Linked DNA regions of Homo sapiens: region 2 is linked to region 1. The links are chromatin loops, found by intact Hi-C in ENCODE. Cell type or tissue: heart right ventricle. All regions are shown on one strand. Each heading gives the region's core, and the rest is flanking DNA. Links, peaks and the distances in the headings are about the cores only. Region 1 overlaps INCR1 (interferon stimulated noncoding RNA 1). Region 2 overlaps PDCD1LG2 (programmed cell death 1 ligand 2).

Region 1 (9,866 bases), core at 1,147-9,146:
CTGGTGTGAGATGATATCTCATTATGGTTTTGATTTGAATTTCTCTGATGGCCAGTGATGATGAGCATTTTTTCATGTGTCTTTTGGCTGCATAAATGTCTTCTTTTAAGAAGTGTCTGTTCATATCCTTCACCCACTTTTTGATGGGGTTGTTTTTTTCTTGTAAATTTGTTTGAGTTCATTGTAGATTCTGGATATTAGCCATTTGTCAGATGGGTAGATTGCAAAAATGTTCTCCCATTCTGTAGCTTGCCTGTTCACTCTGATGGTAGTTTCTTTTGCTGTGCAGAAGCTCTTTAGTTTTATTAGATCCCATTTGTCAATTTTGGCTTCTGTTGCCATTGCGTTTGGTGTTTTAGACATGAAGTCCTTGCCCATGCCTATGTCCTGAATGGTATTGCCTAGGTTTTCTTCTAGGGTTTTTATGGTTTTAGGTCTAACATTTAAGTCTTTCATCCATCTTGAATTAATTTTTGTAAAAGGTGTAAGGAAGGGATCCAGTTTCAGCCTTCTACATATGGCTAGCCAGTTTTCCCAGCACCATTTATTAAATAGGGAATCCTTTCCCCATTTCTTGTTCTTGTCAGGTTTGTCAAAGATCAGATAGTTGTAGATAGGCTGCATTATTTCTGAGGGCTGCCCATCCTTATATCACCAATTCAATTGAGGAGACTCGACCAAATGTTTTATTTTTCTAATAACTGTTGCCAGTAGTATTCTGGGAAATCCTTCTAGCCTGTTGGGCAGTGAGTGACCCTCATCATATATCAGTGCAATTTCATGATTTGTAGATCACTTATTATGACTCAGTCTAGTCCCATGTTTTCTAATAGCTTTTGAGATCTAATTCATATACCATGCAATTCACTCATTTAGAGCAGGGGTTCCCAAACCCTGGACTGTGAACCAGTACCCATCCATGGCCTGTTAGGAACTGGGCTGCACAGCAGGAGGTGAGCACCCAGCAAATGAGCATTACCACCTGAGCTCTACCTCCTGTCAGATCAGTGGCAGCATTAGATTCTCATAGCAGTGCAAATCCTGTTGTAAACTGAGCATGCAATGGATCTACGTTGCTTTTCTTATGAGAATCTAACTAATGCCTGATGATGTGAGGTGGAACAGTTTCATCCCAAAACCATTTCCACCACCCTTCCCACAATGCACGGAAAAATTGTCTACGACGAAACTGGTCCCTGGTGCCAAAAAGGTTGGGGATTGCTGATTTAGAGCATACCTTTCAGTGGTTTTTAGTATATGCACAGAGTTCTGCAACCAACAATATAATTAATTTTGAAATATTTTCATCATCCCAAAATGAAATCCCATCCCTCTAGCAGTCACCCCCTAGTTCCCCTCATTCCTCCCAGTCTTAAGTAATTATTTCCTGTCTCTATGGATTTGCCTATTCTGGACATTTCGTCTAAATGGAATCATACAATATATACAATCTTTTGTGACAGGCTTCTTTCACATAGCATAATGTTTTCAAGGTTCACACACACTGTATCACGTATCAGGACTGCATTCATTTCTAAAGCTGAGATATATTCCATTGTATGGACATACTGTTTTTTATTGTCTCATTCATCAGTCTCTGGACATCTGGTTTGTTTCCAATTTTTTGATACTAAGAATAATGCTTCTATGAACATTCATGCAGACATTTTTGTGTGTACATTTCATTTCTTTTGAAATATACCTAGGAGTAGAACACTGGGTCGCTATGTTTAACATTTTGAGGAAGTGACAGAGTTCATCTCATTTAAAATTCCAATCCCATATTTTACAAATATGAGATATTTTACAAATATCTCTCCTCCCAGAATAGGTGAAACTTATGACCCTGCAATCTTCAAGTTGGGCAGAGAAATGGCTCAGGTCTCAGGCGGTTGCAGTCTAAGGGTAGTGGCCTGTGATAATGGCTGGGGCCTCCCATGCCTTTGGCTTCCTTCTCTTCTGCATCACACGAAGCCATAGTAACTGTTGGGGTTTTTGGTCATCCTTGAGGACTCAGGAGCCTGGGATGTGAATGATATCCCCATTTTCTTCATTCCTGAAAATAAGTCTACAGCCCTTTTCACTCCCCGGGTGTGGGACACCCAGTGAACCTCCCATTTTCAGAAACTTCAGGCAAGAAGCAGGTATTAATCTCTATACAAGGCACTCTCAAACTTTGGAGATATGCGTTTAGCACCCCTTTTCTCTCCCCAAGAATGAGAGGAGACTCAGATAATATACATCCACTCTAGGCTCTCGGAACCTTCTCCCTGTCTCTTAGTCTCCTTCTTACTTGTCTTTGTTCAAGGCCAGTGGGCCAGTTTAATTTCTCTCCTCCTCCTCTCTTCTCTCCTCTCATTTCCTGCCCCCAACCCTGCACTTGAAAGACTCATTGAAGGAATTAGGCCTGACTTTATTTTTTTTACCATATTAACAAAACGATATTTCTTTTTGAAAAATTTATTTTTATTATTTTTAAAGACAGAGTCTTGCTCTGTCACCCTGGCTGGAGTGCAGTGGTGGAATCATAGTTCACTGCAACCTCAAACTCCTGGACTAAAATGATCCTCCCTCCTCAGCCTTTCAAGTAGCTGGGACTATAGGTGTGTGCCACCACTCCTGGCTTTTTAATTATTTTTTTAATTGACACATAAATAATTATATAGATTTATGGAGTAGAGTGTGCTATTTCGACACATGTCTAAGATGTATTATAATTAAATCATAGTAATTAGCATATCCATCATCTGAAACTTTTATTTCTTTGTGTTGGAAACACTCAAAATCCTCTCTTCTAGCTATTTGAAAATATAGAATACATTGTTGTTAACTGTAGTCACCCTACAGTGCTATAGAGGCCTTACTTAAATTTGACCTTTGTGAGTTCAGTAACTTTTCCTCAACAAGAAGCCATCTACCCAGTTATTTCTTCACTATTCAGTAACATGGGGCAGAAAAAAATACTTAATCAGTGCCCCACATCAATCTGTTACACTTATAATAAATCTCTTTTTATTTTGAAAAGTTCTTTTCTGTGAATGAGCCAAACCTAGACCTCTCTCCTTCTAAGAACAAACAAGTATTTCAGTTGCTCCGGCCAGAACTTCAATTCACACCTTTCCTTCTCTTACTTTGAGACCAGGCCTTTCTTAGCACATAGAGACCAGGTGGGACTGCAAGCCAAGTGTGGACTTTGAGGATGATGACCAGTGACTCACCTCCAGCCCCTGGCTGACCATGACACAAGGGAGGCCAATTTTCGGGCTGGCCCCCATGTGGTCTCCCTCCTCCTCCTCTCTTCCCCCAGCTGCTCATGACCTGCCTGCCCCACCCCAGAAATTCCTTGTCCCCATTTTCTTTTTCATTTGAGACAGAGTCTTGCTCTGTTGCCCAGGCTGGAGTGCAGTGGCACGATCTCAGCTCACTGCAACCTCCGCCTCCTGGGTTCAAGCAATTCTCCTGCCTCAGCCTCCCAAGTAGCTGGGATTACAGGTACCTGCCACCATGCCTGGCTAAGTTTTGTATTTTTTAGTAGGGATGGGGTTTCATCATGTTGGCCAGGCTGATCTCGAACTCCTGACCTCAGGTGATCTGCCTGCCTCGGCCTCCCAAATTGCTGGGATTTCAGGCGTGAGCCACCGTGCCCGGCCCCCTCTCCCCATTTTCAAGAGATTAAGCTGGTCTTCACCTGCTTCCTTCACATTCCAGATAAACTCACAGCAGATCCCTGCTTCCTGACTTTGGAAACGTTGCTAAAGCAGGTTCTAGATAAACTGCTGCCTCCTCATTTCTCACACCTTCCTTAGCTCTTGCTCTTTGCCTGTTTTCCCAAAATTCAAGTGCATTTCTTTCTCATCCTCAAGCTGTATTTTTTTCCCTTATAAAACCAAGCAGAGTGGGAAATACTGGACTTATTTTTTTGGACCTGAAAGCATTAACATTGATTTAGCACCTGCTGTATGACAAGCACTGTTCTAGGTGATTTACATGAATATTTACATCATGTCATATTACAATATATTACATTACATCGCATCACATCACATACATTGTATTGCATCATATTATATTACATTGAACTACATTTGCATTACACTGCATTTGGAGGAAAATATCTTGGGAGGAAAGGACAGAAATGGTTGTAGCATTTCTTACCTACTCTGCCCTACATTCACAGGGTGATCTTGGTTAAGCTCTGTAATCTCTCTTTGTATTAACTTTCCCTTCTATAAGATAGGAGGGGCCTCATAGATTGGCTGGTGACATAATTATTAAACTCATTATATTCTTATTATAGTCTAATAGTTTATGACCAAAATTCTAATTTTCTATTTCCAAGTGACAATGCAATGTTGAAGGGGGTGCCTAATTCTACACACAGACACACACACACAATTTAGCTATGCCTCTCAGGAATCTTCTATTAAAAAGAGAACAAAGCTAAATTAAATAAATTGCCAGCCAGGCATGGTGGCTGACACCCGTAATCCCAACAATTTGGGAGGCTGAGGTGGATGGATCACTTGAGCTCAGGAGTACAAGACTGTTAGGTTTTGAAGGGAAGGCGAGACTTAAAGAAAGACACACACACATAAGAGGGAAGTTCAACAACAAATGCAGACTTTATATCCAGCATAAAACCTACAGAAGTCAGAGACCAGTCTAATGCCAGTACCTGCTGCTGCTTATAGGCTGGGGCAATTTATAGGTATGGGCAGGAGGGGTCTGGGCAGTATGGCTTGCTGCCTGGCAGGAAATTGATAAGATGGTCCCATGATGAGGCAGTTCTGGTCCTTGTTCAGGCAGGATGTCATCATGGTGTTCCTTGGACCTTTGCCCAGAAGGTCTTTGCCTTCTAGTTTAGCATAAAAAGGAAGAGGGGCATTGTTAATTATCTGGCTGTTTCCTGCTAAATAGGAGCACTGCACTCAGGCTTTGGGTTTTCAGCAGTGGGTGTCCGACTTTAGAGTTGTTTTCCTGGAAGTGCTGATACCAAACTTGGCAGAGAAGAATGGTATCGTGTTTCTATATAGCTGCCTGGACAAGGGAGTTCGGCCTTTGGGAGATAAAGCGGGATATGAAGGTGCGCACACATGGGCCAATTGTCAGTATTATGAGGGAGAAAATTAGGGACCCTAAGACAGGGGTTACCCAAGGTATCCACTTTAGGAAGGATGACCCCTGCCAACAGTGAATGACTTGATGTTGGATTTCTGCAGCCGTGTAATGGAGCCTGTGGGCTGCGTTGCGAACAATGCCGGCTTCATTAACATAAAAACAGCATTCTTCTTGGACATATACACATGTGCCCCAAGACAAGAATGTTAATCCAAACTGCACCATTTTGTAAGCGCCCTGCTATTTTGCAGACCTTGGTAAAAGTGACACATTTCATGGGTTTTTGGGCCATGAGAAACACCCTGCCTAACCACTTGACCACAAGGCCCACAAAGGCCCAACTAAAGAAATATCTCTATCATATCCTTCTGGGCAAAGGTCCAAGGAACACCACGATGACATCCCGCCTGAACAAGGACCAGAACTGCCTCATGACGGGAACATCTTATCAATATCCTACCGGGCAGCAAGCCATACTGCCCAGACCCCTCCCGCCCATACCTATAAATTACCCCAGCCTGTAAGCAGCGGTAGGCACTGGCGTTAGGCTGGTCCCCGACTTCTACAGTGTGCATATTTCTTTAACCCTCGCCTTCCCTTCAAAACCTAACAGGGATCAGCCTGGGCAATATGGCAAAATGCCATCTCTGCAAAAAAATACGAAAATTAGCTGGGTGTGGTGGCGCATGGCTGTGGTTCCAGCTACTTGAGAGGCTGAAGTGGTAGGATCGCTTGAGCCCCGCAGGTTGAAGTTGCAGGCAGCCCTGATTATGCCACTGCACTCCAGCCTGAGTGACAGAGTCAGACCCTGTCTCAAATAAATAAATAAATAAAAATAAATTAGAAACACATACAGCCCTTTGTTGATTTCTTTAAATGTTTTCTTCTTGTTATTTTTCAGTAATCTAACTATACTCTCCATTATTGCTTTTAAAAAATTATTTCTGTCTTTACAAAAGTAATTTGTGCTCATGGCAGACTATTTAAAAAACAAAATGAAGCCAAAGAAAGAAAATAAAAATTAACTGCAGGAGAAGGAGGCAAGAGAGCTAACTAGATGCAGCCAGGAGAAACACCTCTCACAGAGATCTTCCCAGATTTTCAGAGGGAAGGCATCAAGAGTGGACAGAGGGAAGACACAGAGGCTGGGCTGAAGCAGGAGGAAGCTGAAAACCCTGCATGAGGCTACCACACACTGGGACTTGTTCCTGGCCCCCAACAACTCCTGCAGAAGGGATGAGTTGAACAGGCAAGGAGAAACATGCTCTTGCAATGGGTCTCTGGAATCACGACAGGAAGAGACCCCTCAACCACTGTGGACACTTGAGTTGGCAAGGAGAGCTGCTTAGAGAAGTGGTAGGGGCAGAGCTCCAGGTGATGTGGAGCCCAGTAGGTTTCGTGCGGGAGTGTTTGTGGTGGAGTACAGCCAGCGATGTCCATCTCCCTAGGCTCAACTTGCTTCCATAGGAGACTTTAGCACCAGGGGAGCTGTCGGTCCTAAATTCTGCAGGGCGGTGTTGCCCATGAGATAGGGCCAGTCTGACTTCAGCACCCTTTGGTCTGCTAGCCTTTCCCAGGGCCCCAGCCTGTCCATGCCTGCTTGCAGTGCAGCCACCAGGTACCTCCTGGGAGCCCACATCATAGCACCTGTGCTGGCAGACCATGCCAGACTGTCAGAGTGCTGCAGCAGAGTAGCCCCCATGGACACACACCAGCCCACCCAGCTCATCCCCTAACTACAGCCTCCCCCTTGTTGCTTTGCTTGCACACACTTGCCCACAGCCACCCTTCATATCACTTTGCCAGTACCTGCGTGTACAGGCAGACCTCACCTTCCCTTCCCCACCAGCATACGTGTGAGCGTGTGCCCTGCCATGCCACTGCTGCTGGTGTGAGTATATCCTGCCCCTCCTTTCCCTGCAGCACTGTCCACTGTGATGGCAATGGCATTGTCATCAGAGTGTTGTTGGGCATGGAGCTGCCAGCTCCGCCCCAGCCAGTCCCCAGCCCTGCCCCTATGCGAACACTGCCTATGGCACAAAACTAGGCACAAAAACCAGCAGGCCCACCCCTGCCCTGAGCGGCCAATGCCTCCCATGTGAATGTGCACAGGGGGCACACACAGCCCTGCATCTAGCAGCATCCTGCTCCCATGCTAATCCCAACACTGGCACAAACATGTGTACAGTTGCTGGTGAGGGCCCCCCAACCTGCCTGAGCCATGCTGCCACTGCTGCTTCTATGAACACCTGCACGAAGGCTGGCACTCCGGCATCCACTAGCACCTTGCTGCAGCCAACAAGTGTGCACCCCACTGCACCGCTGCTGCCACTGCGACTGGCACATGCGACTGAGGATGGATCATGTTTCCACAGCCCTACAAAGCACTTTGGCTGGCACCATGCCTCAGAGAGTTGTGATCAGAGGTCCAGGAGCACCTCAGGCCCCTCCAACATAGCAGGTTCCTAACCTTAAGGAGCCAGAGAACAAGACCGGGGCCTGATACCAGTGCCCCAGAGTTATAACACACAGTTTGGGAGTCCTGAGCTGAGACTTGGGCCCCTAAAATCTTCCAGAAATGAAGCCAGTCTACTGAACCCACCTTATACCACAATCAAACCCCGAAGGTCATTAAATATGATATAAAAAGGGGGAAAAAAAAACAAAAACAGCAACATCAAAGATTGAAGGAACATCATTCTACAAAGATGAGAAAGAACCAAGATAAGAACTCTAACAACTAAAAAGCCAGATGGTCTTCTTTCCTCCAAACAATCACACTAGTTCTCCAATAATGGTTCTTAACCAGGCTGAGATAGCTGAAATGACAGAAGTAGAATTCAGAATATTGATAAGAACAAAGATCATCGCAATTCAGGAGAACACTGAAACCCAATTTAAGGAAGCTAAGAATCACAATAAAACAATACAGGAGGTGACAGACAAAATAGCCAGTATAGAAAAGAATGTAACTAAACTGATAGAGCTGAAAAATATACTACAAGAATTTCATAATGCAATTGCAAGTATTAATAGCAGAATAGAACAAGCTGAGGAAAGAATCTCAGAGCTTGAAGACTGACTTTCTGAATTAAGACAGACAAGGAGACAGTCAGACAAGAACAGAGAAAAAAGAATAAAAAGGAACAAACAAAACCTTTAAGAAAAATGAGATTATGTAAACAGACCAAATCTATGACTTATTGGTGTCCTTGAAAGAGATGGGGAGAATGGGAGCAACCTGGAAAACATATTCCAGCATATCATTCATGAGAACTTCCCAACCTAGCTAGAGAGGCCAACATTCAAATTCAGGAAATGCAGAGAACCCCCACAAGATACTTCACAAGACTGTCCCCAAGACACATAATTATCAGATTCTCCAAGATGGAAATGAAAGAAAAAAATGCTAAAGGCAGCTACATAGAAAGGAAAGGCCATCTACAAAGGGAAGCCCATCAGACTAATAGTAGACCTCTCAGCAGAAATCCTACGAGCCAGAAGAGATTGGAGGCCTATATTCAACATTATTAAAGAAAAGAAATTCCAACCAAGAATTTCATATCCAGCCAAACTAAGATTCATAAGTGAAGAAATAAGATATTTTTCAGACAACTCAACGCTGAGGTAATACATTACCACCAGGCCTGCCTAACAAGAGTTCCTGAAAGAAGCACTAAATATAATAAGGAAAGACAGTTACCAGCCTCTACAAAAATGCAGTTAAGTATATAGACCAGTGACAGTATAAAGAAACCACACAAACAATGCACAGAATGGCAAGCTGGATAAAGAAGCAAGACCCAATGGCATACTGTCTTCAAGGGACTCATATCACATGCAGTAACACACATAGGCTCAAAATAAAGGGATGGGAAAAAATTTACCAAGAAAATAGAAAACAGAAAAAAGCAGGGGTTGCAATCCTAATTTCAGACAAAACAGACTTTAAACCAACAAAGACCAAAAAAGAAGAAGAAGGGCATTACATAATGATAAAGAGTTCAACAAGAAGATATAACTATCCTAAATATATATGCACCCAACACAGGAGCACTCAGATTCATAAAGCAAGTTCTTAGAGACCTTCAAAGAGACTCAGACTCCCATACAACAATAGGGGGAGACTTCAACACCCCACTGACAATATTAGACAGATCATCAAGTCAGAAAATTAAAAAAGATATTCAGGACCTGAACTTAACACTGGACCAAATGGACCTCATAGACGTCTACAGAACTCTCCACCCAAAAACAACAGAATATACATTCTTCTCACTGCCTGCCACATGGCACATACTCCCAAATCAACGACACCATCAGACATAAAACAATCATCAGCAAATGCAAAAGACCAAAATCATACCAACCACTCTGTAGAACCACAGTGAAATAAAAATAGAAATCAAGACTAAAAAAAAAATTGCTCAGAACCATTCAATTACATGGAAATTAAACAATCTGCTCCTGCATGACATTTGGGTAAATAATGAAATAAAGGCAGAAATCATTAAGTTTTTTTAAACCAATGAAAACAAAGACACAACATACCAGAATCTCCAGGACACAGCTAAGGCAGCGTTACAAGGGAAATTTATAGCACTAGGTGCCCACATCAAAAAGTTAGAAAGGTCTCAAATTAACAACCTAACACCACAACAAAAAGAACTAGAGAAGTAAGAGCAAACCAACCCCAAAGCTAGCAGAAGACGAGAAATAACCAAAATCAGAGCTGAAATGCAGGAGAA
Region 2 (8,000 bases), core at 1-8,000, 57 kb after region 1:
TACCCATCCTTCCCAACTTTGTATTCGTCCTACTGTTTACTGACATGGATCCTCTGCTTCATTAACCATCCCTTCCTCACCACATGCTCTCTGAACTTGGCTGCACCTTTTCTACCTCCATGCCTTCTTTGCTCAGGTTTTTCCACATAAATATCATTATTTCCCTCTCTACTAGCTCCAAGCCCACCCTCTCTCTGGGGCAGCTCAGTCACTCCAGGGCACAAGGGGGTCTTTCCCTCATCCCACATTTTGAGACCTACTACCTGGACCATTTGTTTGCCTTGTAACTATGCTTGCCTTTTTAATTGCTATTTTATTTTCCATGTATTTTCATTGTTCACACAAGTCTTCTTTATTCCACACTAAGGCAAAAGCAGAGTCCTGTGTTCATAATAAGTGCTCAACAAATGTTGGGTTGATTGGGTTGGAGATTCCATCTTAGATAATCGCAGTCCCATCATGCCAGCTACCAGACTGTGTGGACAGCCAGGTCAGAGCAGCCAAATGATATTCTAGCTTGTGGCACAAATACCAGCAACAAAATAACCAAAGTCACACATCTGCCTCTGAGTTCCTGGCTTCTATTTCTCAAGGGCATTTTTAAGTTGTCTTATGACTGTTCCCTTTCTACTCATTCTCATAAATTGAGCTGTGGACTGCTGTGACCCACAAGCTTCTCCGGAAGTCAATGTATAAAACAAACACGGAAACGAAGAGTATGGTGGGTGGAGGGTACTCCACTGACTCTAGAATGGATGACTGAACATTCCAAATTTCAAGCACAAGTTAGGGAGCAACAGATCATTTTCCTTTTGAAATAGGGTTTCTTCTGCTCAGCCAGTTGTTGTATTTTCATTAGGAAATGGAATGGGACTACAGCACAAAAAATAAATATAAAAGGACCCTTGTAGGGCTGGCAGAAAAGAGAATCCTTCCTAGGAGACCTGGAGGTGATTCCAGGCAGTGGTTGAGAGCATGGGCTCTGATGTCAGACAGGCTTAAATTTCAAACTCTCTCTCTATTAGCTTTGAGAACCTAAATATCCTACTTAGCCACTCTAGCACTCAGTCTCTCATGTGTAGCATGAGGGTGAGTAGTGGTAGACAGTTTATAGGGTTATAGTGAGGATTAAATGAAATGTGCTTATAAAGTGCTTAGTACTCAGAAAGTGTGCAAACAGTAAAAAAAAATGGTATATCTAGCAAGTTGCATGCCTTACTTGTGAGTTCATGAAGTTGTGGCAAGGATAAGACAAATATTTTTTGCCATTGCATCATTATATCATTGCTAAGAGTATGCCATTATTGGCCAGGTGCGGTGGCTCATGCCTGTAATCCTAGCACTTTGGGAGGCTGAGATGGGTGGATTGCTTGAGGCCAGGAGTTCAAAAATCAGCCTGGCTAACATGGTGAAACCCCGTCTCTACTAAAAATACAAAAAATTAGCCAGGCATGGTGGCAGGTGCCTGTAATCCCAGCTACTCAAGAGGCCGAGGCAGGAGAATCACTTGAACCCAGGAGGCGGAGGTTGCAGTGAGCCAAGATCATGCCACTGCACTCCAGCCTGGGCAACAAGAGGGAAACTCCTTCTCAAATAAATAAATTAATTAATTAAATTAAAGAAACGACAAAAGAGTATGCAAGAATTTTAAAACAACTTAGAGGAATATGTATGAGGATACAGGCTAAGCTACCATAATGAAGAGACCTCGAAATACAGTGAGAAGCGAGACAGAAGTATCTTTCGTTCCATGTAACACTCAGGTGGTTCAGAGCAGCTAAGCAGCTATGTTCCATAGAGTCATTCAGTGATCCAGATTATTTTCATCTGTTGCTCTGCCATTCTCCAGGATGTTGTCCCTATAAAATTGTCAAAGCTCAGTCAGTGCCAAACCCATGTTTCAACCTTCAGAAAGTAAACGAGTGGTGGAAAACACATTCAATGTTTTAAGGCCAAGACCTTGAAAACTCACTCTCTTAGCCTGAACTTAGATTACATGGCTGGGCCCACTTAACTATAGGGGAGGCTTGGAAACATAGTCTCTGAGAAGCCATGTGTCCAGCTAATTCCCTAATACTAAAGTTGAAAGAAAGAATGGATTAACCAGCAGTATACCACAAGGTAACAAATGACTAGGAGGATCAGGCTAGGTGGACTAGAAAAGAGACAGTCAATTCAGTGCAACAATTCCATATTGGCACTTTTCATGTAGCTGTTGCTTGGCTCTATCTAGAGAGGACTCAGAGGTAGTTTAGATAAGGCCTTTGCCCTCCAAATACAGTCTAAGCAGACTGATTTCCTACTGGATGTTCAACTTTGGAGTCTTCAGGGATGAGTAGGGCTTCTGTACGTGGAAGAGACTATGAGGGAACCTGCACAGGACAAGGGTTTGCATAAAGACACTGAGGTAGGGACCTCTCCTGTTGTGGGGACAGTGAGAGGCCCAGGTCTCCTTGACTCACAAAGTGCTTACTAAGCACTTACTAGAAATTAAGAAGCAGATTATAATCAATATGGGTTATCCAATGTTTGGATGAGCAAGGCTCCTTATCTTTTCTTCGTTAATGTTAATCACACTCTTTTGGATGGAGACAAATATCTGTGGGGGCTGAGCTTTGGGTCAGATAGATCTGGGTTTGCAATCCTGGCATTGACTTTTACTTAGCAGTGATGACCTCACATAGATTATTTAGCAACTCTGAGACTTACTTCCTCAACTCTAAAATGAGGGGCTCAGACTAAATAATGTCTAATCTCTTCTCCAGTAAAACAATCCGTGGTTCTCAGATAGCACTGTGCTGGAGGTAGTGGGGTTTGAGGGCTGGGAAGTTGGGAGGACTGAGCCCTTCCCGCTGAGCAGTTTCGTCCAGTTTTTCCTGTACCAGCCTGTCATGTTTATTCCATGTGAATGACTCCAGAGGCAAAATTCAAGCTTTTGAATAGGGCACAAATTAACTTGAGTACCCTTTCATTTCCCTGTAGGTGAACACTCCTCTAGCCCTGCCTTTTGTCAGTCTGGAGCCCTTGTTCTAATCTGTACACACCAGAGGACTTTACAAGGCTTTCCCCAGCCTCCAGAATTATTCTTCTGATCCACCCTCTACTAAACTCACCCTTTCCTCAGTGCTAGGACGTTGAAAAACCGAAACAAGGCAAAGGGCCAATTGTAATAATTCACACTAAGGCATGAGTGACTAGGTTTAGTATATTAACACTACCTAGGATATTCTATTTCTTCCAAAAGGATCCTGTTAATCCTTGAAATTTAACAACTAATGGTATAGATTCTAAGCACTGTGAGTACTTGTCAGTGGGGGAAAGACATTTTTGGGCTGAGAGACTTTGCCACTGGGAAGAGAGAGAGGATGAGGAGGAGAAGGGGGATAGGGAGGAAAAAGAGAAAAAAGAAAGAAAGATGATTAGATGATAGATGGATGGATTGATGGATGGATGGAAAAAAATAACATGAGAGAGTGGTAAAAAGCACAGAATCTGGAACCAGACTGTATCTTAGCTGGGTCACTTACTATGTAACTTAGGGAAAGCTTCCTAGTCTCTCTGTGCCTCCCTTTCTTCACCAGTGAAATGGGGATCATAGCAGAGCCAACTTCACAGAGTGGTTGCGAGGAGTGGATGAGCTGATAGGTGCAGAGCACTTAGAATAGGGCCTGGTGTGGAGTAAATGCTCCACAGAGCTAGCCGTGTTGGCTGTCACCCACTCATGTGGCCAGCCTGTTGGTCTACCTCTTAGTTGCCATGTAACAGGATTCTGGTGCTTTTCCTTTGCCCAGGTCAGATGGAACCCAGGACCCATCCAACTTGGCTGCTTCACATTTTCATCCCCTTCTGCATCATTGCTTTCATTTTCATAGCCACAGTGATAGCCCTAAGAAAACAACTCTGTCAAAAGCTGTATTCTTCAAAAGGTAAGTGAGTTTTATTCATGGTAACCCAATGCACTGGGTGTCTGCAGCATGAGCCACTGCTTTGCACTGCAGGCCTATGGCTTGCTGCTTTCATGCTAAACCCACTCAGAGCTTATGAACCACTTTGAGCTTGTCTTGATGATTATTTTTCCCCAGAAGAAAATGGCTCTCATCGTCAGTGAGCTGAACTTCTTACACTGAGTTTTTTAAAGGGAATGTTTTGTTCTTATGTCTGAAAGAGTTTGTCTTATTCTTTGAGCCAAGAGCTTTCATCAGCCTCATGAGAGTGATGTTATTTTGGCAATGCAGAGAGCTACGTGCTCCGATTTTGCTGGTGGGAGGTTGCCAGGATCCTTTCTGAGGATTCCTTCCATTTTCACCCCTCTTTTCCCCAGTCTGGATATGACCTGGGTTAAACCCACCCCCTCTCCCAGGAATCTCAACCTCACGGTTGGGTAAGGAAAGGAGAAAGGTTTGTGAGGCCATTTGGGGATAAGGAAACAGCTGGTTGGTGGTGCATTAACGTCTTTCAGCAGCTCCCTTCGAGTTTCTCCTTAGCCTGTTGTATTCTTACCAACACACTCCTGTTCTGTTGTACCAGCTGGGACAGAGCATGCTGAAGCCTTTCAGCCCTGATTTCATTGCTTCATTGTTCATGTGTCTGTCTTTGGTTTCCTGGGTGGAGCCTGCCCACAAAACCCCCAGAATGTATGCAGGCCTAGCTGGTGCTTTCCTAAACGGCTCCCTTGTCTGCACTCAATGAACTTCTCCAAAGATCTATACATGGCCTCATCTATAGAAAGAGAAATGACATGTGGAAATAATTCAGTAGGAGTTTGCAGCAGCACTATCTGAGGACTAGGGGAATTTTAAGTGGTTGTTATCTTACATTTATACTCATAACTTCTATATTTTCATCTGCCATAAAATATTGTCATGTTCTATTTGTCCATTGCCCTATGTGTGTATGTATTCACTTGGGTGCTGACCACAATATTTCTAACTGTAGAATGCAAGGAATTGTTGCCAAAAGAAAAAGACAGAGGGAGGGAAGAAGATGGCCAGGGGAGTGAGGGAGAAAGAGAAAACAGGAGATGGAGAAGAAGAAAGATAGAAAGAAAAATAAATGTGGGAGGGAAGGGAGCTTCATGGTAAAGGAGGAGGTATGTCCAACAGAACTTCGACTTTTAAATAGAACCACTTCAGAGAGTTGTGTCAGGTGCACCTCAGTTGTCTTATCTTCTGCCATTCTTCTTTTACCTCTCACACCCATACCTCAGGGTTCAAGGCCTGGGGCCTGAGGACTCCTTAATAACTTCAGAAATGAGCAGCTGAGTGTTCCGTTCCAGCTGTCTTTGGGAGAATGGAATGGAGTCACACTCAAAGATAGAGTGGAAATAAATCCTCTCCTCATCCTTCACCCCAATCTTAAGAGTGAGTGAGGATATCAGTAGCTCCGAGCTGGGAGGTAAAGCTCAAGTTCTAACTGTGATTAGGAGACCTTTCTTACAAATAAGAATTAAGTGAATAAATGTGCAAACAATTTCTTTTATATTTTTAATGAACCAGAGAGAAATCATGGTTGCCTATATAACCCTTGTCTCCAACTCACTTGCATTCAGATCTGCTTTCTTACATGTGTCTGCCATGCACACAAACTTGTGTGCCATGGAAAAGGGTTGAGAACTGCTGGTGATGCAGACAGAGCTTTAAACCAGGGTCAGAGGGCTAGGCTGGGACCTTGTGCTGCCATTTGTTGGCTTTCTGACCTTGTACAAATTGCCTATCTTCTTTGAGATGGTCTTTCTATCTGTAAAAGGGGAAGCAGCAAGAGAAGGAACATTTTACAGCTTATTGGCCGAACTTCACTGCCGCTAGTGTGGTTCAACTTGGACTACAGAGAAATCTTCCTAACTGGTTTCCCTGTATTCACTCCTGCTACCTCCAACTTGGTCTGTTCTCACTTTTTGCTATAATAGGCTTTTAAAAATCATAAATCTACCATGTGTCCTCTGTCCAGACCTTCTCCATGGCTTCTTATTGCTCACTGGATGAAGTTCCAACGAGCCCAGGATGGTTTGACTCATGTCTCCAGCTTTAACTGCATCACCATCACCTTCATTGTCTAAAGCTCTAACCACACAGGATTTTCTAGTCCTCAGAGGCATGGCAGTCTTTCAATTCCGAGTTTTCTCATACAATATTGTCTCTTCTTAAAATATTTTTTCTTGTTGTCCACCTGAGTTGGAGTCATCTTTTAAATCTCAGCTAAGCTTATACTTCATCAAGTCTTTCCTAATTCTACCTCCACGCACCACACCCATTACATTAAATCCCCTTATTATATGTTTCCATAGCACCTACTTCTTCTTTCAGTATACTCAGCACACAATCACATGTCTAGGATCTGTTTTAATAGCTTGGACTACCAATTAAATTGCATCCCTTTTAATTTTCCAATTGATTCCTCAAGTACCCACATGCCCATCTTAGCAAGAAGTTCAGTGTCTCCCTCTTATAGCATGTACTTCTCCACCTCCCACAAACTGCCAGAAAGCTTACTTAGCCCACAGGGCCAGTGCTAGGCAGCTAGGTTAGTCCTCCAGAGGGCCCTGGTTTTGAGCAGTTGCTGTCTACTCCGGCCATGCAGAATCTCTGGTCCTTCCAGATGTCTCCATCCACTGTGCAAAGGTAACCTTGCTGGTTCCGATCCCCACACAGACCACAGTGCTACAAGATTACAGTTCTTATGGTTCCCCAACACATGCTCTGTCATTGGTCCCAAAGCAGGACCCCTATGGGTTGATGAGGTAGGAGGAGGTCCCTGCCTTAGCCACAGCTGCACACAGCCAGCCTCTTCCCTTCTAGGCCCTCATGTTGAGCCTGGGACGCCAGTCCTAACTTCCTTCTCTTCAGTTCCTCTTAGGGCCATTGGTATCCTGAATTTCTTAGTCCATTGCAAAGTTAAGTAAAGAAGCAGCAGGCTTGGTCCCTTTCCTTCCAGATGGCTTCTTAGCTCCTGAACAGATTTACCCACCTATACCTCAGTGACTAGCTCTGTGTACTAAAGTGTATTGGGAGGGCAGCCATTATTGGTCCATAAAAGGTCCTGCTTACCATTTTCCCCTAAGAGGAACCATTCAACAGTTTGGGGCTCGAGGGTGACCTGCTGGGCTCTAGAGAAGAAGCTGGCAACTTCTGTTGCAAAATAATGTTAAATTCTGCTTCATCTGCTTGTCTTTACGTTTCAAGAATACAGTAACTGTGTTTCTCTGATTCACCAATATATGCCCAGTGTCTAAAAAATTACCTGGCATATAATAAATGTTCAATGAAATTTTAAACATTGAACCTACTATATGCAGGTGAGTATGCTAGATCTGCTCTGTCCAATATAATAGCCATCTGTGGCTCTTTTTAAGTTAAATAAAAATTCATCAGTCACATCTTAAGTATTCACACACTGTAAGTGCTCAATAGCCATGTACAGATAATTGCTCCTGTATTGGACAGTACAGATATACAACATTTCCATCATTGCAGAAAGTTCTACTGAAAACCACTGTGCTAGACCCTTTACAAACTTCTCATTTAATTTCACAAAAATTGCTTGTGGCAAGGAGAAGTGTCTTTATGCTGGAGTTAAGAAAGTGAGGCTCAGAAAAGTTATATGACTTCCCAAAGTCATACAGCTGGGATTTGAATACAGGTCTGTTTGACTCCAAAACTTGTGGCCTATTTGTTGCAAAAGTGCTTAATACAAATTGGTTCAGTCAATATTATTATCTTTGAACAATGGAAGGAGAAAGTAAGTTTCAATCCAAAATAATTGAGTGACTTATACATTGACTTGCTGAGCCAATGGCAAAGTCAAGTTAGAATCCAGCAGAAGTCACCAGCTACAGAATCTAGATCTTTAGAACATGTCTTCAGATCTTCAGAACAGTGTTTCTTAAACTCTCTTGTGAAGGAACAGTTATCATCATAGGCTGGTAACAGTTCACCTACCAGCACCAGCCCATGAACCAGACTCTAAGTGGCACAGCCCTAGAAGATTGAGCCAGAATTTTACAG

What was found. Peaks named below come from ENCODE experiments on the same cell type or tissue, not always from the same donor. Only the 100,000 strongest peaks of a DNase experiment are listed, where the experiment ranks them.
Region 2: a loop joins it to region 1, with 4 times the contacts of the local background. A loop is called at or near these places in 15 of 110 quality-filtered maps.

Annotation. Positions count from the first base shown.
Region 1 is chr9:5,495,318-5,505,183 of GRCh38, forward strand. All of the region lies in intron 2 of INCR1 (interferon stimulated noncoding RNA 1), which reads right to left. Among named protein-coding and RNA genes, the nearest start is that of PDCD1LG2, 10 kb to the right of the region's middle. RefSeq lists a silencer at 3,792-4,086 and an enhancer at 6,570-7,071. In heart right ventricle, for the core only: no CTCF peak of the experiment used is centred there; DNase peaks (open chromatin) are centred at 4,814, 5,086 and 5,624; H3K27ac peaks cover 3,749 bases.
Region 2 is chr9:5,553,827-5,561,826 of GRCh38, forward strand. PDCD1LG2 (programmed cell death 1 ligand 2) reads left to right here. Exons shown (of 7, transcript NM_025239.4): 5 at 3,792-3,926. The region is part of intron 1 of INCR1 (interferon stimulated noncoding RNA 1); the gene reads right to left. Among named protein-coding and RNA genes, the nearest start is that of PDCD1LG2, 47 kb to the left of the region's middle. In heart right ventricle, for the core only: no CTCF peak of the experiment used is centred there; DNase peaks (open chromatin) are centred at 4,345 and 4,439; H3K27ac peaks cover 2,214 bases.